Regions from separate parts of the Mus musculus genome. Here region 1 is linked to region 2. A link is a loop called in an ENCODE intact Hi-C map of the cell type or tissue named here. Cell type or tissue: heart. All regions are shown on one strand.

Region 1 (8,000 bases), 55 kb after region 2:
AGAGTTCATCTTGGTAGATTTTATCTTTGATGAGTATGAAGTGCCCCTCCTTGTCTTTTTTGATAACTTTGGGTTGGAAGTCAATTTTATTTGATATAGAATGGCTACTCTAGCTTGTTTCTTTGGACCATTTGCTTGGAAAATTGTTTTCCAGCCTTTCACTACTTTGAGGTAGTGTCTGTCCTTTTCCCTGAGGTGGGTTTCCTGTAAGCAACAAAATGTTGGGTCCTGTTTGTGTAGCCAGTTTTAGTTTATTAGTCTATGTCTTTTTATTGGGGAATTGAGTTCATTGATATTAAGAGAAATTAAAGAAAAATAATTGTTACTTCATGTTATTTTTGTTGTTAGTTGGTGTTCTGTTCTTGCAGCTGTCTTCTTTTAGGTTTGTTGAAGGATTATTTTCTTGCTTTTTCTAGGGTATAGTTTCCATCCTTGTGTTGGTGTTTTCCCTTTATTATCCTTTGAAGGGCTGGATTCTCAGAAAGATATTGTGTGAATTTGGTTTTATCATTAAATACTTTGGTTTCTCCATCTATGGTAATTGAGAGTTTTGCTGGGTATAGTAGCCTGGGCTGGCATTTGTTTTCTCTTAGGGTCTGTATAACATCTGTCCAGGATCCTCTGGCTTTCAGAGTCTCTGGTGAGAAGTCTGGTGTAATTCTCATAGTCTGGTGTAATTCTCATATTCGCCTTTATATGTTACTTGACCTTTTTCCCTTACTCTTTTAATATTCTATCTTTATTTAGTACATTTGTTGTCTGATTATTATGTGTCGGGAGGAATTTATTTTCTGGTCAGTCTATTTGGAGTTCTGTAGACTTCTTATATGTTCATGGGCATCTCTTTCTTTAGGTTTGGGAAGTTTTCATAATTTTGTTGAAGATATTTGCTGGCCCTTTAAGTTGAAAATCTTCATTCTCATCTACTCCTATTATCCGTAGTTTTGGTCTTCTCATTGTGTCCTGGATTTCCTGGATGTTTTGAGTCAGGATCTTTTTGCATTTTGCATTTCCTTTGATTGTTGTGCCCATGTTCTCTATGTAATCTTCTGCACCTGAGATTTTCTCTTCCCTCTCTTGTATTCTGTTGCTGATGCTCGCATCTGTGGTTCCACTTTGTCTCACTTTGGGTTTTCTTTATTATTTCTACTTCCCTTTTTAGGTCTTGTATGTTTTTGTTCAATTTCATCACCTGTTTGGTTGTGTTTTCCTGTATTTCTTTTTTTTTTTTTAAGATTTATTTATTTATTACATGTAAGTACACTGTAGCTGTCCTCAGACATCCCAGAAGAGGGCATCAGACCTCATTACGGATGGTTGTGAGCCATCATGTGGTTGCTGGGATTTGAACTCAAAACCTTCGGAAGAGCAGTCGGTGCTCTTAACCACTGAGCCATCTCTCCAGCCCCTTTCCTGTATTTCTTTAAGGACTAATACCTCTTTAGCAGTGTCCTCCTGTATTTCTTTAATGAGTTATTAAAGTCCTTCTTGATGTCCTCTACCAACATCACGATATATGATTTTAAATCCAAGTCTTGCTTTTCTGAGTGTGTTGGGGTATCCAGGACTGGCTGAGGTGGGAGTGCTGCGTTCTGATGATGGTGAGTGGTCTTGGATTCTGTTAGTAAGATTCTTACGTTTGCCTTTTGCCATCTGGTAATCTCTGGAGTTAGTTGTTATAGTTGTCTCTGGTTGGAGCTTGTTCCTCCCATGATTCTGTTAGCCTGTCAGCAGACCTGGGTGGGAGTCTGTCTCTCTCCTGAGTCTCAGTGGTCAGAGTACTCTCTGCAGGCAAGCTCTCCTCTTGCAGGGAAGGTGCACAGATATCTGGCATTCGCACCTGCCTCCTGGCTGAAGATGAAAGCCCAAAACAGGGCCTGTCCCAGAAGCTGTGTAGCTTCTGTATTCTGCACTCTTACCTCCGCAGACTAGTCTCTGAGGGATCTGGGACCCAAGATGGCTCTCCCAGGTGCTCCAATTTTTTTCTTTTAATTGTATGTGCATTAGTGTTTTGCCTGCATGTATGTCTATTATGAGAGTCCTCTGGAATAGGAGTTGCAGACAGTTGTTAGCTGCTATGTGAGTGCTGGGAGTTGAACCTGGATCCTTTGGAAGAGCAGCCAGTGCTCTTAACTGCTGAGTTGTCTCTCCACTCCCCCACCCCCACCCCTAGTATATATACTCAACTCCCTAGCCTTTTCTCCAGTACCACCCTTCCCACTTCGATTATCTTTCTGATGTTAGCCATTCAGTAGTAGATGCAGAATAGTATCTTCATTATAGAAGATAATTGTTGTTATTGTTCATTTGTTTTTCTTTTTTCTTTTTCTCTTCTCTTTTCTTTTCTTTTCTTTCCTTTTTTCTTTTTCCTTTTTTCTTTTTTCTTTTTTTCCCCAAGACAGGGTTTCTCTGTGTAGCCCTGGCTGTCCTGGAACCCACTTTGTAGACCAGGCTGGCCTCAAACTCAGAAATCACCTGCCTCTACCTCCCAAGTGCTGGGATCAAAGGCGTGCGCCACCACACCCAGCTCCCTAAACTACTTTTTATTTGAAAATTTATCACTGGAAATAAAATTTTAAATTAAATTTCTTGACGTTATGGGCATTCTTTATTCATTGGAGAAAATGTCTGTCCTATACCTACCTAAATCTATCTGCCCTATAATTATCAATATATCTGAGATTTAATCATACTTGTCAGGTATTCTTTCTTTTTTTTTTAGATTTATTTATTTATTATATGTAAGTACCCTGTAGCTGTCTTCAGACACTCCAGAAGAGGGAGTCAGATCTTGTTACAGATGGTTGTGAGCCACCATGTGGTTGCTGGGATTTGAACTCCGGACCTTCGGAAGAGCAGTTGGGTGCTCTTACCCACTGAGCCATCTCACCAGCCCAGGTATTCTTTTAAGTAAAATGTAGTCTCTAAAAAATTGGCTAGTTTAACTTGCGACTCAAAATCACACAATTTGAAATAGCTGTCAAGTTTCATTATAAATCAGAAGTAGTATTACTTACATTTTGTCATACAATATGAAAACAAGGGATTAGAAAGATGCCTCAGTCAGTTAAAATGCATGACAGGCAGGCACAAGGACCTGAGTTTGAGTCCATAGAAAAGCCAGGTATGGTCATGAGTATCTGTGACTCTAGCACTGTGGGCTTGGAGGTGAGAAGGGAACTCCCTGGAACTCTCTGGCTAGCTAATCTAACCAGTTAGTGAACCCTGGGTCAAAAGATGAGAGTGACAGTGACAGACATCCTACATTGAACTCCTGCCTCTACCTGTATGTGTGTGTGCATGCATACATATGCATATGTTACACCCAAAAGAAACAGTATGAAAACAAGTGAGTTCCATTGGGATGTATAAAATCTCAGTATCGCTTTACCAACATTCATTAGAAAATGTCACTTGCATGTGTATAGTTAAAAGTGAAGTGTGGTAACACTACACTAATTTCATTCAGCTTTTTTCTTTGTTGCTTAGAATAAATGCCACCAACATATAAAAGGCAAATGTTGTCTTTGTATTCTGACAAAAACCGTTTTGCCTTTACATTTTACCTGAAGAGATTGAAGCAGTTCACCTTACAGATTGGATTTTGAGAATTGATGGCCTAGGAAGTATTTAATGGAATTGTGGCTAATGTGTTAAAAGCACTTGCTGCTTCGAGACTGGTAACCTAACCTTTTAAATATCCAATTTCCTTACCTTCTCAGAATTTAAAATCACAATGCTATTCCTGTTGAAGCTTTAAGGAAAAATAAAATGTTTTCCCAGTTTCTTCTTTATTTCTCTTTGTGCTTTAAATTTGCAAAGGTTGTGGCCCATAAGAATCTTCTTCCATGTCTTTGTCTTAGGACACTCCTCACACTAAGAAACTTTGGAGTGTATAGTTCAGGTCCAGGCTAGTGGCTGGCAATGACCCGTTCCTTGCTATGTAAATCCTCACTGAATGGCATGAGACTCCAACTTAGCAATTCATGGAATTGTAAGGTGAGCCCAGTTTCCCAGCCAATTATGACTCCATCTGAAGCCGTAGCTGGGCCATTAGTGTATTTTGCACCTCAACCTCTTTTATATCTTGCCAGGCTTTTAGAGTCTACTGTATAGCTACTGGCAACAGGCCACTGCCAAAACAGTCCAGAAATGTATTGTTTAACAACTGATTTGTCTTTGTTTCCCTCTGAGGTGGCACTTTGCCTGTGTTTCTCTCATCCACATATTTTCACCCACTTTAAAAAATTATTTATCCACCTTATTCCTTCATCATGACATTAGAGGTCTGACTTCTGTAGTTACTTATTTGAAAGACGTGTTAAAAAATGAAAATAAATGCTAATGTCTTCGCCACCCCACCCCCTCGAAAATTTTTTTTGTGAGTTAAAACCCTAGCAGGAGGGCTGGAGAGATGGCTCAGATGTTCTTCAGAGGACCTGAGTTCAATTCCCAGCAACTACATTGTGGCTCACAACCATCTATAACGGGATTGGATACCTTCTGGTTTGTTTGAAGATGGTGGCAGTGTACTCATATACATAAAATAAATGTCTTTAAAAGCAAACAAACAAATAAACCCTAACATGAAGTGCCACAGAATATGACTATGTTTGGAGTCAGAGTCTACATAAAAGGGCTAATGTAGGTACTATAAGGTTAATAGAGTCCTAATTCATTATGGGTAGTATCCTTTAAAAAAGGATAGGATTTGGACAGACACATGGTCAGGGAGAACCTCTGGTGAATAGTGACTGGTGATGTAGCCAAGAATCATTCATAGTTGCCAGCAAGCCGCTAGAAGCTGAGGAAGCATGGAAGTTGTCTCTGTAGTGCTCAGAAGGAATCAGCCCATGCTGATACTTTGACTTTAGGCTTTTAAAATTTTAGATGGTAAGTTTCAGTGATGTAAGCTACTCAGTTTGTACTACTGTATTCTACAGCCATGAGAAATGACTATTGGCTCAATGCCGACTGCTGTCTGTCATGGTCCCATGCTTTCAGTTACTGTGATACTTTGTTTCATAAAGCTACTTCATTGTTTCCCAGGGTGACCTGTGCCACTGTCACACAAGGTTCTTTCTTAGAGTGATACTCTGTATATGGTCACATTGATGAAGAATGTGACCATTGAAGGTGATGATTCTAGAAGGATGCTGGAGAATGTTGATGGGCCCAGAGACAAGTGACTGTGTGTGTCAGCGTCCATCTTTCTTCTTGCTCTGCACTGGTCCTGGTCAGAAATGTTGAACTTGACTGGCCTCCACCTGCTTCCCTTTCCTGGGACCACAGAGCCTTGACCCTGCATGGGGCTATCTGGCTATATTTTCTCCAAGTGCTTTCACCATGGTATCCTTCTGTGGGTTCCCAGCTGACTGACAATTTCAACCACACAGCTGGGAAAGGCAGCCAAGAAAAGCGAGCTGCTGGAATGCTTAGGGCCCCGAAACATTACCCTTCGTGGTAGTTTGGTTCGTGCCAGGATGTCCTTGTAAAACTTTTATGAAGATGTTGTTGTACTTACATGGGAGGTTGGAGATTGCTGTTAACCTTGGTGAGTCCCTTGTCCCCCAGGAATGCAGGGCACTGAAGAAATGTTTGTGGCCCTCCCTTCTGGATGGGCACTCTATTACGCAGCTGCCTATGCAGAAAGTTGAGCTGGATGGATGGATTAAGGGACATCAGCTAGGCCTTTGTTTAAAAATATTTAAAATATGTTTGAACCTCTCTTTATCAACAGAACAGCTCCTTTCAGTGTAGACAAGTTTTTTATTTCCATGTTTTTTCACGATTTTGTTTGGTTCTTTTGTATATTAGTGACTTTGGGAAAGTATTCCCATTCACAGTTTTGAGCCCCAAACACAAAGGCATTGCATAGTTGTTCTGCTTTGCTTGAGGGAAAAGAGCAGTCTATTTCCATTAAGAGTGTTTGTGAACACTCAAGTCTCTGGCTTGAGTTAATTTTTTCTGGTGTGAACTTTGGCAGTGAAAATTAAGAACATGTTTGAGAATGTAACATTTGTATGTACATAATTGCTCTGAGTTAGGAATTGATGAACTATATTAGTTACAAGAATGAGGTTTGGAAGTTCAAAGAAATAAAAATAAAAGAGGTTCTTACATGTTTGGATTTTTTTTGGTAGGACTGCTACAGTTATTAACCCACTCAGACAGTGTCTTAGGTATCAAACAAGAATAGTGAAGTGTAATGGTATTGAGGTTCTCTTAGCCTTCCTCCTTGATGATCATAGTGTAGGTCAGGTTTCTGCTCAACTTCAGATTGTCTTTGGTCATCTTCCCAGTATTATTAGAAACCTGAGCTACTTCTGCATACATGTAGGAGGGACCAGCATGTTGCACAACTCCAGTGGCCCCATTCATCATTGAGTGCTCAGAGTAGACCTTGGCATCAAGGGCGTCGGGTAGTGTGTAGTCCTGCACAGTGATACTAACAGGAAAGGACTGGTGGGTGGAGGACCCTGTTTGTTTGGTCAACTAATATGTAATTATTCTTAGAAACCAGTCCTAGCCACGTCCCTGCTGTTCTGTCCATAAGCCAGATCATTCATCTTAGGGAGTATTTGTCCACTTCTGGCTTAGAGCTCTATTCTAGCAGCCACAGGCACAGAGCCACTGCAGGCAACAGGAACAAAGCTACAGCCCGAGAGAGGTCAGTCTGGAGACTTCATTGACTCTGAAGATTGTTATAAAAACCATAGGCTAGCCCTGACACTGAGTAAAGCATGTGTTCCTGTTTTTTTTTTCCTTCTGCCCCTCCCCCCAAAGATTGGAATATCAATGAGAAAGATGAAGAGAGCTTTAAGTTAAGCATTCTAGAATATTTCAAAAGCTTCAAGGCTCTGAGATAAGCTTTAGTGATGTGTACTAATGACCAGTATGCCACTATATCCTAAAAGGATAATTTTTCTGCAGCCTGTCATTAATCAGACTCTTGACTAATGGCACTTAGATGTGTTGAATTTTCCATTCTTGAAAGTCAGAATTGGTAAAATATTGACTCTTGTGGATGTACATAGAGTAGTTTAGAAAAACAGGGATCTGGGGCCCACATATTTATACTTTGCTGGAATTCTTATTTGTTACTTGTTCATGACTCTAGGCAGGTCACTCACCTTCATGCTATTTAGTGTATTACTCTGAAACTGGCAATGTTGGTGGTTACATGACATAGGTTTGTTTTAAAGATGAAATATGCCTCATATAAAATGGATCCATATCCAACCTAGTACATAACTCAATATGGCCACCACTGGGACAGATGCAGTTTCTTCCATATTTGTCACTTGAGTAATCACAGTCTTAATCCACTCAGCTTCTCCAACAGAGCATTACAAACTGAGCTGCCTAAGTAGGAACCATTTATTCTTTATAGTTCTGGAAGCCGTAACACCAAGACTAGTTTACCAGTATGGCTGATTTCTGCTGATGGCTGGCTCGATGGCTGCCTGACATATAGCTGTCTTCTTGTTGTGTCTTCAGGAGGTAGAAGAAACAAGAATAAGACCTGTCTGGTGCCTCTTCCTCGAACACATTTGCCCCATTACAACAGCCTCGCCATGACCTCATATAACCCTGGTTACCTTGTAAAGCCCTCAGCTGCAGGGATACTTTGGGGAATAGGACTTCATCACAAGAGTCTAGGGAAGACAGTTCAGTTCACAGTGGCATAATTTAATAGTTTTCTTTGAACTAGGCATGGTGATACACACTTTTCATCTTAGCACTTAGGAGGTCAGTTTGATCTACATAATTCTAAACCAGCCAAGGCTTCATACTGTCCCCTAAAAAATTTAATTTAAAAAACAAAACAAACTAACAAACAAATAAAAACCTACATGGTACTGGAGAAATGGCCCAGTGGTTAAGAGCACTGGCTGCTCTTCTAGGGGTCCTGAGTTCAATTCCCAGCAACCACATGGTAGCTCACAACCATCTGTAATGGGATCTGGTGCCCTCTTTTGGTGTGTCTGAAGGCAGCA
Region 2 (8,000 bases):
TTAAAAATTATAAGAAATATTTTGTAGTACTGACTTTTTTTCCTGTTACTTGCCAATGAATGTGTGTGTGTGTGTGTGTGTGTGTGTGTGTGTGTGTGTGTATGTACACACACACACAATAGATTACTTATCATAGTCTGGTCAGCCCAAGGACCTGTTGAGTATTTATCATGGGTTAGGGTAGGAGGAAGCCTGGCTGTGTGTGCTTGTTGAGGAGTGGGATTAGTAGTTCAGACTTTGGGATGTGTGTATTGTAGGTGTAAATTAATTATCCCAAGGTCATTAGTTTAGTCTGTATGAAGACAGGGTTGTTTGTGTGTGTTTGATTTTTTTTCTTCTTTTCTATTTTGATATTTCCAGTTGTGAAAATTGTGAATAGACTATTTAGATGTGAAATTAGTTGCTTTTATTATCACGCAGCAGCATTAGCCTGTTTGCATCTAAGCAGGTCAGGCATATAGCTAAGCACTAGAAGAATTACCCTTTTACTGTACTTTTGAAGTGTGGACCTCTAAAGAACTTTCAGACATACTGGTACATATTTCATCTTTAAACCAACGTGTTGATGTTAATGAAATTATTATCTGAAACTTTTAAACTTGTCTGCACACATGGTTGGTGTTGTTAAATAAGGGGCCTGATTAAACACTGGCTAGTGGTGTGTAAATTGGCTAAACCAACAAGAAAATTTGCATGGCTAGAAATGAAAGCTTGTTTTAAAGTGGAAATGCCTATTTCTCCCATTGAAGTCAAATAGTTAGAAACATCAAGAAATTCATTTGTACAAGGAGTGAGAATGATGGGTTCTGTCCAACTTTAAAATCAGTTATTCTGGATCCCAGGTTAAACGTTTGATGAACTTGAGGCTGTGAACATGAACTAAGGAAGTTCTTTTAGCTGTTAAAGAGTGAAAGGAGAGCTGTGTGGTGATTAGATAGGCTGGGTAACTAAAGGTATCACAGGGAATAATTGTAGGAGGCTAATTCCTCTGCCTTGTTTCCCTGTCAGTGTGTTTTTACAGTTCAGCATTTGATCAAGCACTTTCTTTTCATCTCCATTTGAAGTTAACTTAATAGGCCTGCCTCCAAAAATTGACTTGGCCTAATAGAACAATTGCACGCTGACAGCTGACTTGGATTTACACAGAAAGGGCCTGCCGACCGTCTTGTCAGATGGTCCTTTATAGGTTAAAAGCAAGCATTTCATTGTTGGGGGGTGAGGGGGAGGTTGGTAAATTCCTAGGATCTCTTCTCTGGTTTTATACCCTGAGATCTCATGTGAATTACCAGTAATTCTGACTGGGGATAAGAAGCAGCCATGACTCCATTTTGTGTGTGTGTGTGTGTGTGTGTGTGTGTGTGTGTGTGTGGTGTGTGTGTGTGTGTGTGTGTGGTGTGTGTGTGTGTGTGTGTGTGTGTGTGTGTGTGTGTATATACAGGGGACTGTGCCAAGCACATTAAGCTTGTTCATTTAGTCCTTAACATTAATACAGATTTAGATACTATTGTTTATTCAGTTTTACAGAGGAAGAGACTGAGGCTGAGAGAAAGTTTGTTTCTCTAACCTGACAGCAAATGGTAAAACCTGAATTGAAACCATGGTCTGTCCTTATTCTTGTCAAATAAGTAGAACTGAATTTGTTTGGATTTGACATTTAATTCAAATCTAATTTCTCATAATTTGTATTGAAGTTCTTGAAGGCCTGTGCCAACCCCTCCCACCCCCCCATGAAATTATTCACACATTCTTGTGAATGGGTGTGTTCACTTTCCTGATAGTTTCCCAAGAGGAAAAGAAGTTTCCACCTAGTACTTGTCTTTGACTGGTCCAGCACTAAGAATTTAAGTAGAAGGCCCAGAAGATAACTCAATGGATTAAGGTGCTTGCTGTCAAGGGGACTAAATTTGATCCTTGACATCCATATTGTAGAAGAGAACCAACTCCTGACAGTTGTCTTGTGACCTCTGCCTAGACTCTGTGGCACACATGCCCTTCCTATAAATGTAAGAAAAAAAAAGTTGAGTGAGGTAATAGGTCTCTTGGGCTGGCCAGGGTTGGAGGGAAGCCTGCAGCAGCTTTGCAAACCTTCATTGAGCGTATTTATTGGATGGATGTCTACCAAAAACCTATTCTGTACAGAACAATGCTGCAGTGCTGTAGTCCTCTGAGATAGACTGGTCCACAGATAATCATCCTTACCAACTGAGTTTTTTTCACAGTATTTCACCCTCATGCCCATAGGCATCTGCATCTCAACTGAGTTTGTGCATCTATGTCCTGCTAGTTCTGTATCATCCTTGGGAGAGAGAAAAAAGAAACCAACACTCAAGGAATTTTCTACATTTAGTAGTGGAGGAAGTGGAAGTACAATGACTTGGAGGAAGAAGAGATGGAAATGAAAGAATTGAAATAGAAAAAGGGTTAGATGTGTCCCTTTCTACCATTCACTGCACAGTGAAGTGGAACAGCTGCTGGTGTTGGAAGGCTGCAAGAGTAGCCCCTGCCTTCTGGTGAACCCAAATTTCAGGGAGACATGTCTTCATAGTCAAAAGAATCAAATGTGTGGGCTGAGACCTAGCTCAGGGGTGCAGAGCACTTGCCTAGCATGATTGAAGCCCTGAGTTTCATCCCCTGCAATGGAAAAAAACAAAAGTACCAAATTTAATGAAATAGATTTAATGCAAGGCTAGAAAGGTGAAGTGCCTTGTTTGGGCCGTATGTGTGTGGTAAAGGTAGGGACAACTACAATTAACATTTAATTCCTCTGAGACCAAGGCTTGGAGCCTCTCTGTCCACCCTGGTATAGCTGGGCATTGTCTCATGGAAGAGTGGATACGAAAAATATGGCTTATAATTAGAATAAGGAGAACCATGCATTCTTCAGTTATATATTGAGTGTAAGTGGTTGCTTTTCTCCTGATTATTTAAAATTTGAGTCTTTTCAGTATTCCTCTGTCAGAGCTTTTAAAAATAGCTATCAGGAAGTTGGGTAGTGGTAGTGCATACCTTTAATCCCAGCAGGGGTAGGTGAATCTCTGGGTTTGAAGCCAGCCTGGTCAACAGATTGAGTTCAGGACACCCAGAACTGCACAAAGAATCCTTGTCTTGAGAAACGAACAAAACAAAACAAGTAGCTATCAGGGACTGGGGAGATGGCTCAGTGAGTAAAGTACTTGCAATGTAAGTCTGGGGACCTGAGTTCAAATCCCCAGGACCCAAGTCAAAAGCTGGGCTGGTAACACATGCCTGTACTCTCAGTGCTGGGAAGGTAGAGGCAAGCCAGGCTAACTGAATCAACAAACTCTAGGTCAGGGAGAGACTCTGTTTCAAAAGCTAAGGTAGAGTGCAGCTGAGGAGGTGCCCAGCATTGACCTATGACACTCACATGCACATATAACATGTACATACACAAAGAAGTAGCTAAGAATGAAGCCAGACACTGTGGCTGTGGTTGTACATCTCTAATTCCAGATATTTAGGAGACTGAGGCAGGAAGAGCACAGGAGCCAAGAGTCTCAGGTTAGCCTGTACAGCATAGTGAGAAACACAAAAGACAACAATAACAAAACCCAAACCAAAACAGAAATAAAGCTACTAATGTTCATGTAAGTAAGGCCTTAGACACAATACTTTGTTTTAATTTTAAGGGATATAGTTGATGGCAGGTTTTAGATTAGGAAGTCAGTAGCAAAGTGGTACCTGTAACAGTCACTGAGCAGTTCTGTAGCAGATCAGATTCAAACTGATCTTACTGGTGCTGAGATTTTTTTGTTTTTTTTTCTGAGCTTGTCTCACATGCCACTTCTTTTTGTGATAAGATTATATGGACTGATCTTGGAATTCAAATTTGGGTTTAAACCTAGAACCATTGATGGAGAAATGTGTTTGTAACTTAGAAAACCCCCTAGCTACTAGAGAAGTGGTTTCCTTTCTTGTCACTTCTCCCAGCCCCACAATCACAGAAGGCTCATTCCAACTTGTTTTTTTCCTAGAGCCAAGCTGACCAGTTTCTGAAGACAGTGGCTGGAAGTATCTAGCTATCGCTTGATGGCACTTGTGCTGCTTTGGGCTGTTAGCAAAGCTGGAATGGCTGAAGCAGCCTGCCCTTTAGAAAGATTTCTGATGTGAGTGAGACATACCTCATCCTGTGGCTGACTTCAGAGCCAGTCATGAGTCTGTACCACTGTCTTTAGAGAGATTAAGTCCCATGTACATTGCTTCTTTTCTTTGCGCAGGCTGTACATTCCCTGATGATTAAAAGATTTTAAGAGCTGAAGCTGTGGACTGTCCCTGCTCTTTCCGTTAGCAGAATTCAGCAGTGCCTTGCATTCACCAGATCCTGGATGGGGCATAGCAGGGAACATGACTAAGGCTTTGCTTCTGTCTACAGGCAGAGTGTGGGGACAAGACAGTAAGCAGAGAGTACTACCTTACCCTGAAACCCTGTCTGGTAGGACACTGGCCCTGGTGCTAAGTTTGGACCGAACAAGCTGTTGTATGTCACAGTATAGTATGTGGATTTGAGCAGTCTGGTCTTTTCTAACTAATTTTTACTTATCTTTGAGGTTAAAGTTGATAAACCTTTTGTGGAGACATTCCTTTGTACCTGTTAAACAGAAAGGCAGGAGGCAAAGAGTGGAGGCTCTTTGTTCTGTTTGTAGGCTGAACTAGATGTTTTAAAATCTTACTTTTAGCAGCTCTGTTGACTTATGATAGTGTGAAAAGAATAAGGTCAGCTGGCCCATTGTGGTTCAAAGGAGAGCTTTTTATTTTTATTACTCTTAAGACATGATGTAAGACTTGCTATTAATTCCCTTCTCTGTGCAGCAGCCAGGTTGATATGGATATTTAGAAACCAAATGTGTGAGTTGACTTGGTGAAAGTAACTTTGATGATACTAGAAGTTTGAAGAGAAAATGTTGGATTGGGAGCTTCTGGCCTCTTGAGGACTGCTGCATTTTGAAACTGAAAGAGTAAGGATGGCTGAATTTTAGGTACGTGTAAGATCCCATCCAGTGCTGTAAGATCTGATCAAAGCACAAATTATGAGGCTGGGAGATGACTCAGTTGGTAAAATGTTTGCCATGCAAGCATGAAGACCTGAGTTTAACTCCCAGCACTCACATACATCAAAGCTGGATGCAGCACTGTGTGTCTGTATTCTCAGTGCTGGCAGGGAGGGAAAAGCAGATCCCTGGAGCTCATAGGCCGGCATATCTGATGAAACCCTGTCTAAGAGAAAATGGAAAGTAGTGGGGAGGACTCCATGCCAATGTTGACCTCTGGCCTCCATGTACATACTGCTTTTCCCATGAACTGATTGAGATTTTAAAGAAAATTGGAAAGACGTAGTGATGATAGACCTTTGTCTGCTTTGAGTGTTTAATTGTTATTAAATAGTCTGAAACATTTTCAGAGACCATGTCACAGGTTATTATTTTCTGTTATAGGACATACTATCAGGGAAATCCTTAGAGTGGGTGAGTATGAACATGTTTAAAAATCTCACAGGCATTGTCAGATACCTCTGCAGAAGGGCTTGTATTAGTTAGCATGTGTGGAGAATATGTACCTTGTGGTACATATATGTTTCTTTGAAAACTAGTACAAATAAACCAGATAAGGTGGAAATTTGTATATTCCTGTCATTTAGTAAATAGCAAATACTGCTTTTTTCTCTATTAGCGTTCTGAGCGGTAGCTAGTTCTGCATAGAGATGTGCTGTTGGTAGCCTCTGAGTGCCTTCCCTGCGTGTGTCTGTGAGTTTGATTCTGGAGCAACAGATGGTGTCCCTCCTTTGAGCAAGGTGGTTGTCCACTCCAAGTTGACTGCATGGTACGTGATAAAGCAGCTTGGTTCTCAGGGGGATGCTATTGCCTTGGATGTTTTCCTTTTTCTTTTTCCTTTTTTTTTTGGTTTTTCGAGACAGGGTTTCTCTGTGTAGTCCTGGCTGTCCTGGAACTCTGTAGACCAGGCTGGCCTTGAACTCAGAAATCTGCCTGCCTCTGCCTCCCAAGTGCTGGGATTAAAGGTGTGCACCATCACTGCCTGGAGGGATGTTTTCTACTAGACCTGTTATCATAGAGTAGTTCTCTGCATGACCTTGAATTCTAAGTGACACAGTTAGTTATTGGTGAGAAGATAGAGTCAAGCATCCGGCAAACTCTGTGGGCTGAAAGCAACTTTTAGAAAAGTGGTTTCTCTGAAATATCTAGTGTACATAGAGATCAGCTCTTAGTGAGAAAAGGAAACATCTGACAACACCAGGTCACAGTCACATAGTGGAAGAACAGCTAGCTCTTCCTTTGAGTTGGTCAGGAACCCTTCAGCTCATAAGTCCCATGGCATCACCTGGCCTGTGTTGGACTTTGCAGCTTAATTCTCAAACCCCTTTTGGAGTTCTGTGAGACCAAAGTCTTGGGGTCATTTGGCCTGTTTGTAGGGAAATTCTCCCCCAATCCTTTACATGCCTTCTCTCTCTCTCTCTCTCTCTCTCTCTCTCTCTCTCTCTCTCTCTCTCTCTCTCTGTCTCTCATGTGTGAGCATGCATGTGGGTACCTGGTGTCCTTCAAGGTCAGAAGTGGGTTTTAGTTCTGCTGGGACTGGTACAGATAGATGGGTATCAGCCACCATATGAGTTCTAGGAATTGAACCCAGTTCTTCTGTAAGAACAAGTGCTCTTCTTATAGCTGAACTAACTCTCTAACCCTGTGTGTGTGTGTGTGTGTGTTTGAGTTTAGGTCTCACTCTGTAATCCAGGCTGCCTTGGAATTTACAGTGTAGTTTAGGTTGGCCTCAAACTCATGGTAATTCTGCTTCAGTCTCTCAAGTATTGGGATCACAGACATGAATTACCATGCTCAGGTCTTGCTTTCTTTTAGTTACAAGAGATGTGCTGAAGGTTGTCTTGAAAGTGTCATGACTCATTTCTCCTTTAGCATAAGTGAACTCTGTGTGAGGATATAAGAGAGGCTGTGCTTAGGGCTCCCTTACAGTGCTCTTTCTAGAACAGTTCTACCTTGGTTCAGTTCCAGGAAATCTTTAAATGAGCCTGGAGCTTTAGAGTCCCCAGTGCACTTTGACTTGTATTGTCTTTATTATCCTTTTCTGGGAGTGAATTCTGCTCCAGAAGGCATTCTGTCATTTAAGGGGGTCTTGGTTGCCAGAGCTTGTCTATACTTGATACAAAATACTTTTCTTTGTACCTAATGTGTATTTTTCTTTAAATGCATTTGACATTGTGTATATATCAGCTTTATGGATGCCCCCCACTATCAATGGGTACCCAGAAACTTGGCACCTTTTCACAAAGTACCTCAGTCTTGGAGTAGATGGTGAGCAGACAGCTAGTGGTATGTAAAGAATGTTGCAAGCTTGATTAGCAAAACTTTCAAAGTAGAAGTCAAGTTAGCTAGGAATTAAGTCAAAAAGGTGTCCTCAGGATGATGTTTGGTTTGCCCTGTCTCTTAGTGACCTTATTTCCTCTACTTTAAAAGTAATATTTCTATTAGTTTTAATTATGTGTAACCACTGGTGTATGAACATCAGTCTGTGGAGATTGGAGGTGTCAAATCCCCTGGAGCTAGTGAGCTGCCTGAGGTGGGTGCTGGGAATTGAGTAAGGTCCTCTTCAAGGGTAGTACATCTCTTACTGCTGAGTCATCTCTGCAGTTCTGCCCTTACCTTTTGCCCTGTAATGCTTTAGTCTCCATTCACCCCTTTACCTCCCTTTCCCACCACATTTGTCTTACTGTGGTAACTTCTGAGCCCATCAGCCCTTGGTCAGAGTCCTTGATTGCTCTCTGAAGGATGGGTCCTGTGCTTTCTTCCACCTGTGCTTTCCTTCTCATTGCTTTCCCCCTGAAAACATTGCTGTGTGTCAGCAGCATTCCTGCTCCCTGTCTTGCCTCTTGATTCTTTTTACCCTCTCCCAACTCATATGAAACCAAAACTTCCGGTCCATCCCATCGAGTGCGTTCTAGTTCCTCTGGCATAGCCCTT

What was found. A loop is a pair of places that touch in the nucleus more often than their neighbours do. Peaks named below come from ENCODE experiments on the same cell type or tissue, not always from the same donor. Only the 100,000 strongest peaks of a DNase experiment are listed, where the experiment ranks them.
Region 1: a loop joins it to region 2, with 2.1 times the contacts of the local background. A loop is called at or near these places in 5 of 42 quality-filtered maps.

What each region holds. Positions count from the first base shown.
Region 1 is chr11:5,378,918-5,386,917 of GRCm38, reverse strand. The region is part of intron 1 of Znrf3 (zinc and ring finger 3); the gene reads left to right. Among named protein-coding and RNA genes, the nearest start is that of Znrf3, 62 kb to the left of the region's middle. In heart, no CTCF peak of the experiment used is centred here; no DNase peak of the experiment used is centred here.
Region 2 is chr11:5,433,923-5,441,922 of GRCm38, reverse strand. All of the region lies in intron 1 of Znrf3 (zinc and ring finger 3), which reads left to right. Among named protein-coding and RNA genes, the nearest start is that of Znrf3, 6.9 kb to the left of the region's middle. In heart, no CTCF peak of the experiment used is centred here; no DNase peak of the experiment used is centred here; H3K27ac peaks cover 636 bases.